Regions from separate parts of the Homo sapiens genome. Here regions 2 and 3 are each linked to region 1. A link is a contact called in ENCODE Hi-C or POLR2A ChIA-PET data. All regions are on one chromosome and are shown on one strand. Each heading gives the region's core, a stretch centred on a gene start or an enhancer-like site at or near the end of the contact. The rest is flanking DNA. Distances are from core to core; before and after follow the strand shown. Region 1 overlaps SYNE1 (spectrin repeat containing nuclear envelope protein 1). Region 2 overlaps MTHFD1L (methylenetetrahydrofolate dehydrogenase (NADP+ dependent) 1 like). Region 3 overlaps IPCEF1 (interaction protein for cytohesin exchange factors 1).

What was found. Hi-C counts contacts between places; a loop is a spot of excess contacts on that map. ChIA-PET counts read pairs that join two places held with the same protein, here RNA polymerase II (POLR2A). Pooled maps may share reads with other maps.
Region 2: a loop to region 1 is called in a pooled map, with 4 times the contacts of the local background. The contact joins two enhancer-like sites. A Hi-C loop is called at or near these places in 1 of 37 single-sample maps with no recorded cell type and 2 of 50 pooled maps. POLR2A ChIA-PET finds 5 or more read pairs at or near these places in 1 of 52 experiments (PC-9).
Region 3: a loop to region 1 is called in a pooled map, with 3 times the contacts of the local background. The contact joins two enhancer-like sites. A Hi-C loop is called at or near these places in 1 of 168 maps with a recorded cell type or tissue (naive thymus-derived CD4-positive, alpha-beta T cell) and 8 of 50 pooled maps. POLR2A ChIA-PET finds 5 or more read pairs at or near these places in 1 of 52 experiments (GM10248).

Annotation. Positions count from the first base shown.
Region 1 is chr6:152,299,700-152,303,583 of GRCh38, forward strand. SYNE1 (spectrin repeat containing nuclear envelope protein 1) reads right to left here. Exons shown (of 146, transcript NM_182961.4): 92 at 2,170-2,364; 93 at 942-1,082. Among named protein-coding and RNA genes, the nearest start is that of SYNE1-AS1, 79 kb to the right of the region's middle. RefSeq lists enhancers at 2,031-2,080, 2,131-2,530, 2,681-2,750. Within about 2 kb of position 2,437, at least 35 of the 41 ENCODE cell types and tissues checked have a DNase peak (open chromatin) inside an H3K27ac peak, as active enhancers do.
Region 2 is chr6:150,893,787-150,897,394 of GRCh38, forward strand. All of the region lies in intron 7 of MTHFD1L (methylenetetrahydrofolate dehydrogenase (NADP+ dependent) 1 like), which reads left to right. Among named protein-coding and RNA genes, the nearest start is that of MTHFD1L, 30 kb to the left of the region's middle. Within about 2 kb of position 1,492, at least 4 of the 41 ENCODE cell types and tissues checked have a DNase peak (open chromatin) inside an H3K27ac peak, as active enhancers do.
Region 3 is chr6:154,230,371-154,233,878 of GRCh38, forward strand. The region is part of intron 5 of IPCEF1 (interaction protein for cytohesin exchange factors 1); the gene reads right to left. It also overlaps a transcript of OPRM1 not described here. Among named protein-coding and RNA genes, the nearest start is that of IPCEF1, 120 kb to the right of the region's middle. Within about 2 kb of position 1,806, at least 3 of the 41 ENCODE cell types and tissues checked have a DNase peak (open chromatin) inside an H3K27ac peak, as active enhancers do.

The sequences.
Region 1 (3,884 bases), core at 1,187-3,686:
ATGAGGGGGGATTCTCTTTATCACAGAAATCCTATGACAGTCTGAATGCTTCTGCTTTAAAATAAAAGTAATATAATTGAATTATAATACAGGTTATAAAACATTTGCTCTGTTTAATGCTTCTCCCTTAATAATACATATCAACTTCTTTGAAAAAATGTAATTTCATAGAATAGTTTACATTTTTTAGTTGTCTTCACTAAAAAATAAAGTATTACTTAACATGCATTAAAAGTCTTTGGTTACTATAAAGGCATATTTTTGATTTCTATCTAACATTTGACATAAAAGCTTTTTGACATTTAATTTAGTATTATCTACATTTAATACATGGTAAAAGGCTTCTTATAACTAAATGGTTATTTTATTTTCCCCATTTTATAGAAAATAAAATTTAAGATTATTGAAAGATAAGTTAAACACTCAAATCTAGTAGGCATTCTAGTATAAATATGGCAGACATTCCTTACATTGGTACACAAGTTGCAAATAAAGAAGAAGTCTGACATAATAAATGGAAGTTTCCTGTCTTCAAAATCTGAGCTGGTAAATGCCAGCACTATTTTCAATGCATGTTATAAAGCCATCGAATCACGTTATTTTACAATGGTGACACACATCTTTTATTTTCTGTTGGATGCAGAACCCCATTCCAGATGATTGCTGGAAACTAAGGCCATAATGTCTTAAAACAGAGCCTTCTGGGCTATCATTCCCATGACCTAATTTTTGTTCATCCCACTTTCTGTAGCCCAGGAGAGGAGATGACATACTGAGACACATGACAATCATAGTTTGTGCAACTATAACACCTAATAGTGTGTCCCTGGAACCAAATGCAACAAAGTCTGAGATTCATACCCACGATCTAATGGAAACAGAGAATGGAGTCCTGCATCTGCCCAGAGATTATTGCTAGAGGAATGCCAACTGGGAGGTACCTGGTTAACAGAAGCATCTGTATTAGCCACAGGTGAAGGGGAGCGACAGGCAGGTGGAGAGGAAATCTCACTGTTGGTTCCCTCCTCCCCAGACTCCTCAGTGACCGGTGACAGCAAAGTGTGACAGCGACCTGCAGTCATCTGCCACGTAAAATGTAGCCCAAAGGACATGAAAATCAATTAGCTATGTTAACATAAGTCCTGTTCAGGCACAGGCCAAAACAGAGTTAATTATAAAACGAAGGTTAAAATTACTGGGACCCGAATTCACATATTAATCCTGTGTTAGTATTTAAAAGTTCTGTCTTCAAGAGAATATGATGCTAGTAATCATTTGTAAAACAATCAGGGATGGGGGTGCATATGACATTGAAGTTTTGTTGTTGATTAAATACTTCATTATTTTCCTTTCTTTGGAGAGTTTGTGGCTTTATAAATAACTGGAAAAATCACGAATCATACAAATGAGAAAAGGTCTGTGAAATAAAGCTTGGTCTTTTGTGGACATCTCAAGTTTCAAATATGGTAGGAAGATAAATGCACCCAAAGTACTGTTATTGCCAAATGGGCTCAGGTATGGTTACTCATTACCTGAGGCACAGCACATATAAGGGAAAACACACAGCACTGGGAAACATTATAGTCACCAAAATACTCAATGCATTTTAGATGGCAAGTGTATAGGAAAATAGTGGTGCAGAATAGAAAATAACAAAGTTGATTTATTTTAATCCAAAGCCAAGCTTTAGACGGTCTGTTTTCATATTTTTCTAACAATAGCTGTTCTTCTAAATTGTATTACACATTTATACAGTAGAGTACATGCACATATGTAGTTAGCTAGTTAGCGTGGAGACCACAACTAAATATATATGCCATGAATTTCCCATCCCCCAGACAACTAAAACACTGTGCAAGTAAATTATTGTTTAAAGCTCAGAGCCTCTCAGTATTATTGCGAAATTATAAACAAATACAGGGTAGACCTCTGACATGTTAAGTAATTCAGCTGTCTCGAGCACATAGTTTCATTTTAACTGTCATTGTTTACAGTGTCAAAGATTGGCCCGGCCCAACGGTAGTCAAAGAGACTTAAGGAATCTGTTCCTCCCTCTGAATCTGCAAGATCGAAGGCTGGTCCCTGAAATCAGCCACGGAGAGGGAACATGGAGCCACTCGCCAGGCTCCAGTCAAAGAGCAAAGCCGCGGGGACCCACTGGATCCTTACCATGACCACAGAGGGGTGGGCCGAAGGCGTGGGGAGGAGCTCCCCATCCAGGTCCTCTGTCCCTTCCGCCAGCCCCTCGACCTCGGTCACCGTCAGCAGCATGGTGGCGTGCTTGGCTTTCATCGTCAGCATCTTGCACTTGGAATTCAAAGAAGCGATCTGCTCCTGGTAGCCCTTAATTTTCTGCGCCAGCTCCTGAGGAAACATTTCCCCCACCGGGGTGTCAGAGCAGCATCAAAAGGAAACAGAAGTAGTAGCGTTCATCTTCCTGCAGGGCGAGCCAATGAGCGCGCAGAGCCGCGCGGGCCCGGGAGGCAGGATGTGTAGGCGGCGAGTCCTCCTGCATCTCGCTACCGAGCCAGACCGCAGGCTGCGCGGCGCGGCGCAGGCACAGCCAAAGTGCCCGAGCCCGCGTCCCCGCGTCGGTACAAAAGGAGAAATGAGGGGATGAGGCCGAATGAGTGGTTTCTAATCGCGAGAGGCCCCATATGGAATCATGAACTTCCGCAACATTAGGAACTGACAACTCTCTTTAAAAGCAGAAAGCATCTGAAATTTACCAGATGGTTCCTGCCATGGAAATTAGGTCATGTGATGGCTAAAACCACACCAAAAAAAATGCAAGGCTCAGCTCTTACCCTACTGAGTACATTCAACAGAGATGACAGTCATTTATTTTACATAGGGTCACATACTCAATAGCCTGTCTGTTCCTATGTCTCTAAGAATTTTTTTTAGATAGGCTAGATATTGCATATGGAAATCCCAATTTTTAATGCAGATTGACCCCCCAAAAAAATTTTGTATATTCATCAAATTTTTTCTTGCTCACTTCATCATGTCTCAAATGTTGCTGAGGCTTTAACTAGAACTTTAAACTTGAAATGCAATTCGGATTTAGTGTCTTTTAATTTCACTTGCTTTTGAAAAAATAATTGTTTTTTTGTTTTTGTTTTTGAGCAGACAAGAATGAAAAAATATATTATGAGAGATAGAGGTTTTAAATATTTTATTAAGAGCTTATTGGAAATATAATCTGGATAGCACATAACCCTTAAAAAGGTAACTATAGATTCATTTTAGGAGTATGGTAATTCTAAAATATTAAAGTTTTACTTTCTTGCTTAAATATTTTAAGTATCAAATATTAAAATTATACTTTATTGCATCTTTAAAAAACGAAAATACATATTTCAAAACATGATTCCTAAAAGTACAAAACTATTATTCTTTTTTTTTTTTTTTTTTTGGCTTCTTTGTTTCAGAGGCTGTCATTTATTGTGCACATAGAACACATTTTGTGGGCCGGGTGCAGTGGCTCATGCCTGTAATCCTAGCACTTTGTGAGGCTGAGACGAGGGGATCACTTGAGATCAGGAGTTCAAGACCAGCCTGGCCAACATGGTGAAACCCTGTCTCTACTAAAAATACAAAAATTAGCCAGAAATTGCTTGAACCCGGGAGATGGAGGTTGCAGTGAGCCAAGATTGTGCCACTGTACTCCAGCCTGGGCAACAGAGTGAGACTCTGTCTCAAAAAAAAAAAAAAGAACACATTTTGTGACAAAAATATTAAATTGTAATGTCTTTAAAATAATTGTGTACATACATACACATACATTCATATATATACACACACATATACACATGCACACACACATATGTACACATAGTCATCCCTCAGTAACTGAGGGGCGTTGGTTCTAGGAACCCTCT
Region 2 (3,608 bases), core at 242-2,741, 1.4 Mb before region 1:
CCGGCACAACATTTGTGTTCTCATTAAACAGTAGAGCATAGGCTTTGGGGACACACAGCTCTGGGCTCAAGCCTTAGCTGTTGCTGCTCTGAGCCTGTTCCCTCGCGTAGAAAGGCAATCATAATACTCCCTACTTTATGGGGCAGTTGTGGGAATGGAATTAAATGCTAATGTGGGCCGGGTGCAGTGGTTCACGCCTGTAATCCCAGCACTTTGGGAGGCTGAGGAGGGCAGATTGCTTGAGCCCAGGAGTTTGAGACCAGCCTGGCAACATGGCGAAACTCCATCTCTAAAAAAGTACAAAAATTAGCCAGGCGTGGTGGCTGTAGTCCCAGGTACTTTGGAGGCTGAGGTGGGATGATCACCTGAATCTGGGGAGGTCGAGGTTGCAGTGAGCTGAGATTGCACCACCGCACTGCAACCTGGAGTGCAGGCTGGAGGAAGAGAAATATATGGGTCAATTAGGCAAATCACTCAGATCGTAAGTAGATATACTAGTAAAATAGCGTGACTTAGGGTCCTTCACTGGAAGCCTGGTATTAATGCTTCCATTGTGTGGGTGGGGGAAGGAGAGAGTGTCTCCAGCTCTCTGTCTGTGAGGTCTCCCAGCCGAATATTGGCCAAGGGAGTGAAACCAGAAGCAAGACTACCATGAGACAACGTTCCAGAGAAAGGAGGGACTAACCAGAGCAGGTGCCCAGCTTTGGCCAGTCAGGCTCATCTTCCAGTCCTCAGTAGATTATTATCAACTTTAAGTGATGTCACAGACTCCCTTCCTCCAAAGCTGTGGACCTCTTCCTTCCCATGCCTCTTGTTACTTGGAAGTCACTCTACTTCCAAACATGTCGGCTGGAGATCCCTGATGGGCCAGTTACTACTTTCAGGCTCTGTAGGTTTAAAGAATGGTTATATCCAGTTAGTTACAAATAGAAATCGATCCTTTCTCTGTCCGTCTGTCTAAACGGAAGGATATTCTGTGGACGCTGATTAGGTATAAAATCTCCACGGAGCCTGAGCATGAAGAATTGACCTTCTTAGGGTTCCACAGAAACCAGAATAGACTTCTGTGTTTGGTAGCTTTGTAACTTACGCCCGTTGAGGTGTACGGTTGAAAATTGAGAATAAATTTCCTGTTCTGTTTCTGAGCATCTTTTCCAGGCTTGGAGATGCGTTGAGCATTTCCACGGAGACCCTAGAGGTGGGGAGGGGAAGAACGCCTGGGCATTTGTCCAAATTAGCCATATGCTGTGGAGTGTCACATGTCAGGAAGCCAAGGCACTGGAGCTAGTGTTTTTGGGCAGGGCTAGGGAACCCCCCGCCTTTCCTCCACCCAAACGCAGGCCCCCACACCCAGCGTCCTGGGCCCTGCAGGGGAATGACACTGTTGGTTTCACTCTCAGGAATGAGCCTAGATTTGGAGGTAACCTCTTCCTGACCCCGATGATTTCACTCTGATGCCAAAACCAGTCTGAAGTGGGTGTGGTTTTGCATTTGGTGTTTACAAGGTGGAGTGGTGCCCTCTGCACGGAAGGGAGAGGTGGGCAGGTACGGCAGGGCCCTGCTCCCTCGGGAGTCTCCTCTGAACCTGTGGTTAGGGCACAGCTGGACAATGCTGAAATGGTCTCCAGCTGGGAGATGAGGTAAACCTCAGCTGCATGCCGAAGAAATAACCTAGAAATCAGAGAACCGTTTTATTTTGTTTTTCTCAGAGGATCTCATTTCTCCCTCTCCTCCTGAGCACAGAGACCCTCAAAACTGGTATTCACAGAAGGAAAAAATATAGGTCTTTCACCTTTGAAGGATCAAAGTGTCTAGGGTTTTTTGTGGTTTTTTTTTTTTTTTTTTGAACAAAGCTGAACTATTACAAAGTCCTTTTCAGTTTAAATTTAGTGCATGGCATGGCTCATGAAAGACTTTTAAAAGTGAATTGGAAAATTCTAAATGTACTTGTATTATACATGTGAAAGGATGACTTCTTAAAAAAAGAATAATGTCTGTCCCAAACGGGAGAAGGAAGGAACTCTAGCTTTTAAACTGCACTACATTAGTGAGTTACATGACAATTCTCCTTTTAACAGGATGGAATGCACTTAAAGCAGTAATGTGCTATGGTGACAGTAATGACAGACAATGTTAATTGACAGAATGGCTACTCTGAACCAGGCACTGTCTTGTACTCCTGTTATCTCAGTGGTCTTCACACTTATTCTGTTAGGCAGGACTGTCATCCTCCCCACATTACAGATGAGGAAACTGACTGAGGCTTAGAGAGGAGACTTTGCAAAGATCATGTGATTAAAAAATGGTAGAGGTGGCAAAACAGCCTGTGTTTTTAACACTGTCCCATGTCAGCTCTTATTCCAGATCATCACATAAAGTCTAATCTCTAATCTTGAAAACCGAAAAGCACCTGCCACCTCAGATAAGAGAGACCAAGACCCTAGACATTCGACTTGTGTTGAATTCACTCTTATTTTGTTTTGATGTTTGTAATCCCAGAGCCATACTTGTTAATGAGCTGAAGTAGAGTGAATGCTGTCCCCTCCCTGAGGCCTGGGGCTCATCATCAGCTCTCCAGGCTCCCCTTTCAGAGGGGATGGTGAGCACCTTCGGAGAGGGCAGGGATGGACACACAAGACAGCCTCAGTTATGTGAGTTCATCCCCTCCCCTGCCTGCTGTGGGTGAGATGGAGAAAAAAGCACTGGACCCTCCTGGGCATCACAGCCTTGTACTTAGCGAGTGGCTGAGGTCATCAGTAGCCCAGGTCATCAGTAGTGTGGAATTAAGTGCACTGAATAGTGTTGGCCCCTGAGCTTTGTTTGACAGATTTAGGGGGTCAGCTCACCACTTTCCCCTCTTGCTTCTGTCTGATCATTGCTCTGTTTGTTAATACCAAGGAAGAAAGTGAATAGAACTTTTTAGAGAGCCAAAAAAACTTTATTAGACTTTATGCCATTCATTATACTTAGCAGTGTTGAGGGAAGGATTTGTGAGACGATATATTCAAACTAATGGGCATGAGACCAAGAAGGGGCTGTGTGGCGGGCGCGGTGGCTCACACCTGTAACCCCAGCACTTTGGGAGGCCGAGGCAGGTGGATCATGAGGTCAGGAATCGAGACCATCCTGGCTAACACGGTGAAACCCTGTCTCTACTAAAAAAAAAAATACAAAAACAAAATTAGCAGGGTGTGGTGGCAGGCACCTGAAGTCTCTGCTACTCGGGAGGCTGAGGCAGAAGAATAGCATGAACCCGGGAGGTGGAGCTTGCAGTGAGCCGAGATCGCGCCACTGCACTCCAGCCTGGGCAATAGAGTGAGACTCCATCTAAAAAAAAGCCGGTTGGGGTGGGGGCATGTAATTAACAGACTGATTGGTCTTAGGTGGCTCAGAATTTAAGCTGAGAAATTAAGATTGAGAAGAAATGATGTATTGTCGTTATATCAAATATGTGAGTAAAAACATAATTAAAACACCATCTATCTCCAGTTTTCCCAACATTACCTCCCTTTTATGATGCCCTTCCTGTACCTTATTAGGCAAAATATTCTAATTTCAGTCTCATTGGATTATGTTCTAAATGTTTGAAGGTTGGTCTGAACATGGAA
Region 3 (3,508 bases), core at 556-3,055, 1.9 Mb after region 1:
CCTAAAACTGCTCTAAAAAAATTAAGTCTTTTAGAAATTAACTAAAACAGGACATCAGATTTTAGAATTTAAATGCAAAAATAAGTGTTCATTGCCATGATAACATTTGCCCTTTTCGTACCACAAGTATTTTGGAAAATATACAAAATTACTTCTTAGGTACCTACACATGTCAGAAAAGCAGAAGGGCTGACCAGGAGAAATGAGAGTGACGTGTATTCCCGAGTCTAAATAGGTCAAAGAGGACCAAGCCAGAAACAGATGAATGGTAATATAGGAAACTGTCATGTAGTTCCTGGTTAAAAAATGAAAAGTAATATTATATCTCTATTTTCAATGAAACCATAGTTCCTTAATTCTAAAACCCTGATTTCTTTACACTTCAATAATTCTGAAATCAGAAGACACCTTAGAATCTATGTATATTTTCATTGCAACATCTTCTCCCCTAAAACCTGTTATTAAATAAATTACAGGTCTTAAATAGAATCTTGAATTCAAGAAAAAAAAACAGCTAAAAAAATTTCTTTGTAATATACTTTTGTGTTTTTAAGTGAATATAGAATTGAAATTCTTGAAATTACATTGAGCAAATTTAATGAGGTTACCCAATGACTATCTGAATCAGCCGAAACTGCAAAAGTCTCCATTTCTCCATATAAATCTATTGTTTTCTCAGTTACTCCCCAAAACCCCCAGGGCACTGGAAACAGATGAGGTCTAAACTCTGAGCTGAGCTGCCCATTCTCATGCCGCCTTAGAACAGTTGTCTCTAGATTCTCACACTACACACAGACTCATGACCACTAGAGAAATCTGAATTATATTCTTTAAAATAGAAAGTAAAAGTAAAAGGAGATTGAAGAAAAGTTAGGATAAAATTCACTGTAAAAGTTCTAGTTCTATGGAGAAACAGTCATTCTCAAACACTGCTGGTGGTAATGCAAAATGGAACTCAACAGAAGGAAACTGGATAATAATCAGCAAAAATGCACTTGCCCATTGACCCAGAAATTCCACTTCTGGGATCTGTCCTAACTATACCTTGGAGAATATGTGGAATGACATGTACATTGCAGCATTGTTTGTATTTACAAAGGATTGCAAAGAATGCAAATGTCTGTCATCAGGTGACAGTTGAATACACTGTGGTATCCACACACAGTGAATAACTATGAAAAACGCCATACAACGCGTAGAGCAATCTCTAGGACATAGTGAGAGAAAAAGTAAGGTGCAGTACTATATATTTAATGTGCTAATTTTGTGTAAGAAAGGAGGAAGAGATTTGACTCAATATACACACTTGCTGTATTTGCGAAAAGAAACATGGGAAAATAAACCAAAAACAAATAGAAAAGGGGGAAGAAAGAGGATAGAGAACAGAGATGCGAAGGAGACTGACTTGGTTGTAACTTGTTACAGGTTTGACTTTGGAATCGGGTACATGATTGATTTTTTAAATCAAAAACAAACACGAAAAAGAAAAGCAATTCTCGAAATTAAAAACAAATAGAAACAAACCTAATTGAATGTAAACATGGTGACATAGCCCCACACAAATAATCATTGCTCTGAAAGACTTAAGAACTTTGACTATACGTATTTCATGGCAAATAGGCTAAGTAAGGACTCTTCGTAGTGACATGTTATTATCATTTTTACATAGTCTTGGTAGGTTTTTTTCCTTTCTTCCCCTCTAAAATTGCACAGAATCTAAAGCTCCCCTCCTTCTCTCCATACAATAGCGTCCATGGCACTGCAACTCATCTGCCCCTTCCTTTCAGAAAAGGAAATACGAAGATTAGCACACCAACACAATCTACATCCTGCAACTATCACAGAGAGCTGCACGTATTAGCATCGGGCTGTGACAAGCACTGCACCAAAAGAAAGAAAAAATGTCTGTGTTTTATTTTCTTCTAGATATCAGAAGCAGGCCTGGTAGGGAGTGTGCTTGGAATCCTTTTAAGAAATATAATAATCTTGAGTAACATCTAATAAGACCTAGCATTTATTGAGCGCTAAGCATATGCCAGTGAGGTAGTACTATGATCACAGCCTTAAGAGGAAAATTAATCCCATGCCAAGTGCCAGACCTAGAACACCAAGCTAGCCTGGTATTATACCATGGGAACCATCATGTGGTATTATTAAAGTGACAGGACTCAGACCAAGACCCAGCAACCAGTCAAATAATTCTAAAGACAAGACTGAAGAAATTCTTCAGAGCTAAAATAGGCTCAGGAACTGAAATGGGAGGAGGAGAGAATCTGCAGTCAACACATGGCACAGAAAAAAACAACCCTGGATTTGGAATTAATGTCTCGATGTAAGCCACATACTCTGACATCCGAGGCAGAGTACTTAACCTCTCTGAGTCACTGTACTCACAGTGAATAAGCAGCTATAACCAGCTTCTCCAGACTAAATGGAAATTAACATAGATGTGTGTAATAATGTAAAATTTGTTAAAGCTATAAAGAAATCCAAGAATTTATTATTATTAGTTCCTAGGAAAGCAGGAAAAGGGGTGAAAAGAAAACAAAAGAGAAGGAATGACCCAGAAATTAATGTAAAATAAGCCTTTTTTCTTTTCTTTTTTTTTTTTTTTTGAGATGGAGTCTTATTCTTGTCACCCAGGCTGGAGCACAGTGGTGCAATCTCATCTCACTGCAACCTCCGCCTCCCGGGTTCAAGTGATTCTTCTGCCTCAGACCCCCAAGTAGCTGGGGTTACAGGCATGTGCCGCCACGCCCAGCTAATTTTTGTATTTTTAATAGAGACATGGTTTCGCCATATTGGCCAGACTGGTCTCAAACTACTGGCCTCAAGTGATCTGCCCGCCTCAGCCTCCCAAAGTGCAAAATAAGCTTTTTGACTGAGTGCATTGTAAGCTGAGCCATCCGACTAGCTGTTTCTGTGTCTCGGCTCTCCTCTCTTTTCTTTGCATCAGATTAATGGTTATAAAAACATTTTAGTTTATTTGGAGAATAATAATACTAGTAAACTTACCATATTCTTCATGTATTATTTGGGGTATTTTTACTAAAATATTGTTGCGTTTGGGTTTAGCTAACATTACCCTATGAATATAACTAGATTTAGATCCAGAGAGACTTTTTTCTTACAAACACCTAGAAATAGATATTCTACATAGACAACATTTGGTAAATGTTTTTGGCTAGAAAAAAGGCCCAATTTCCTACAGAACCCAGAGATTCTTGGCATTGATTATAAAAACAGATGGAAAGAATTGATTACGCTAATGAGGATGGTTCTGAGGATACTGAGGCTCCAACAGGGGGAAGAGGGGAGGGTTCTGCAGTAAGGAGATCAGTTACTCTCAGTGACCCTGACATATGCCCTGTCCTTACCACCCAGGGCACACTGGCAAGACTTCCTGCCACCAGCACCTGCATCTCACTGTGGGAAAGCTTCTCTGGCTGCCCTATTCCACTCTTTCACCTGTGCAGAGGTCCTCGGAGATCACTGCTCCTGGGACGAG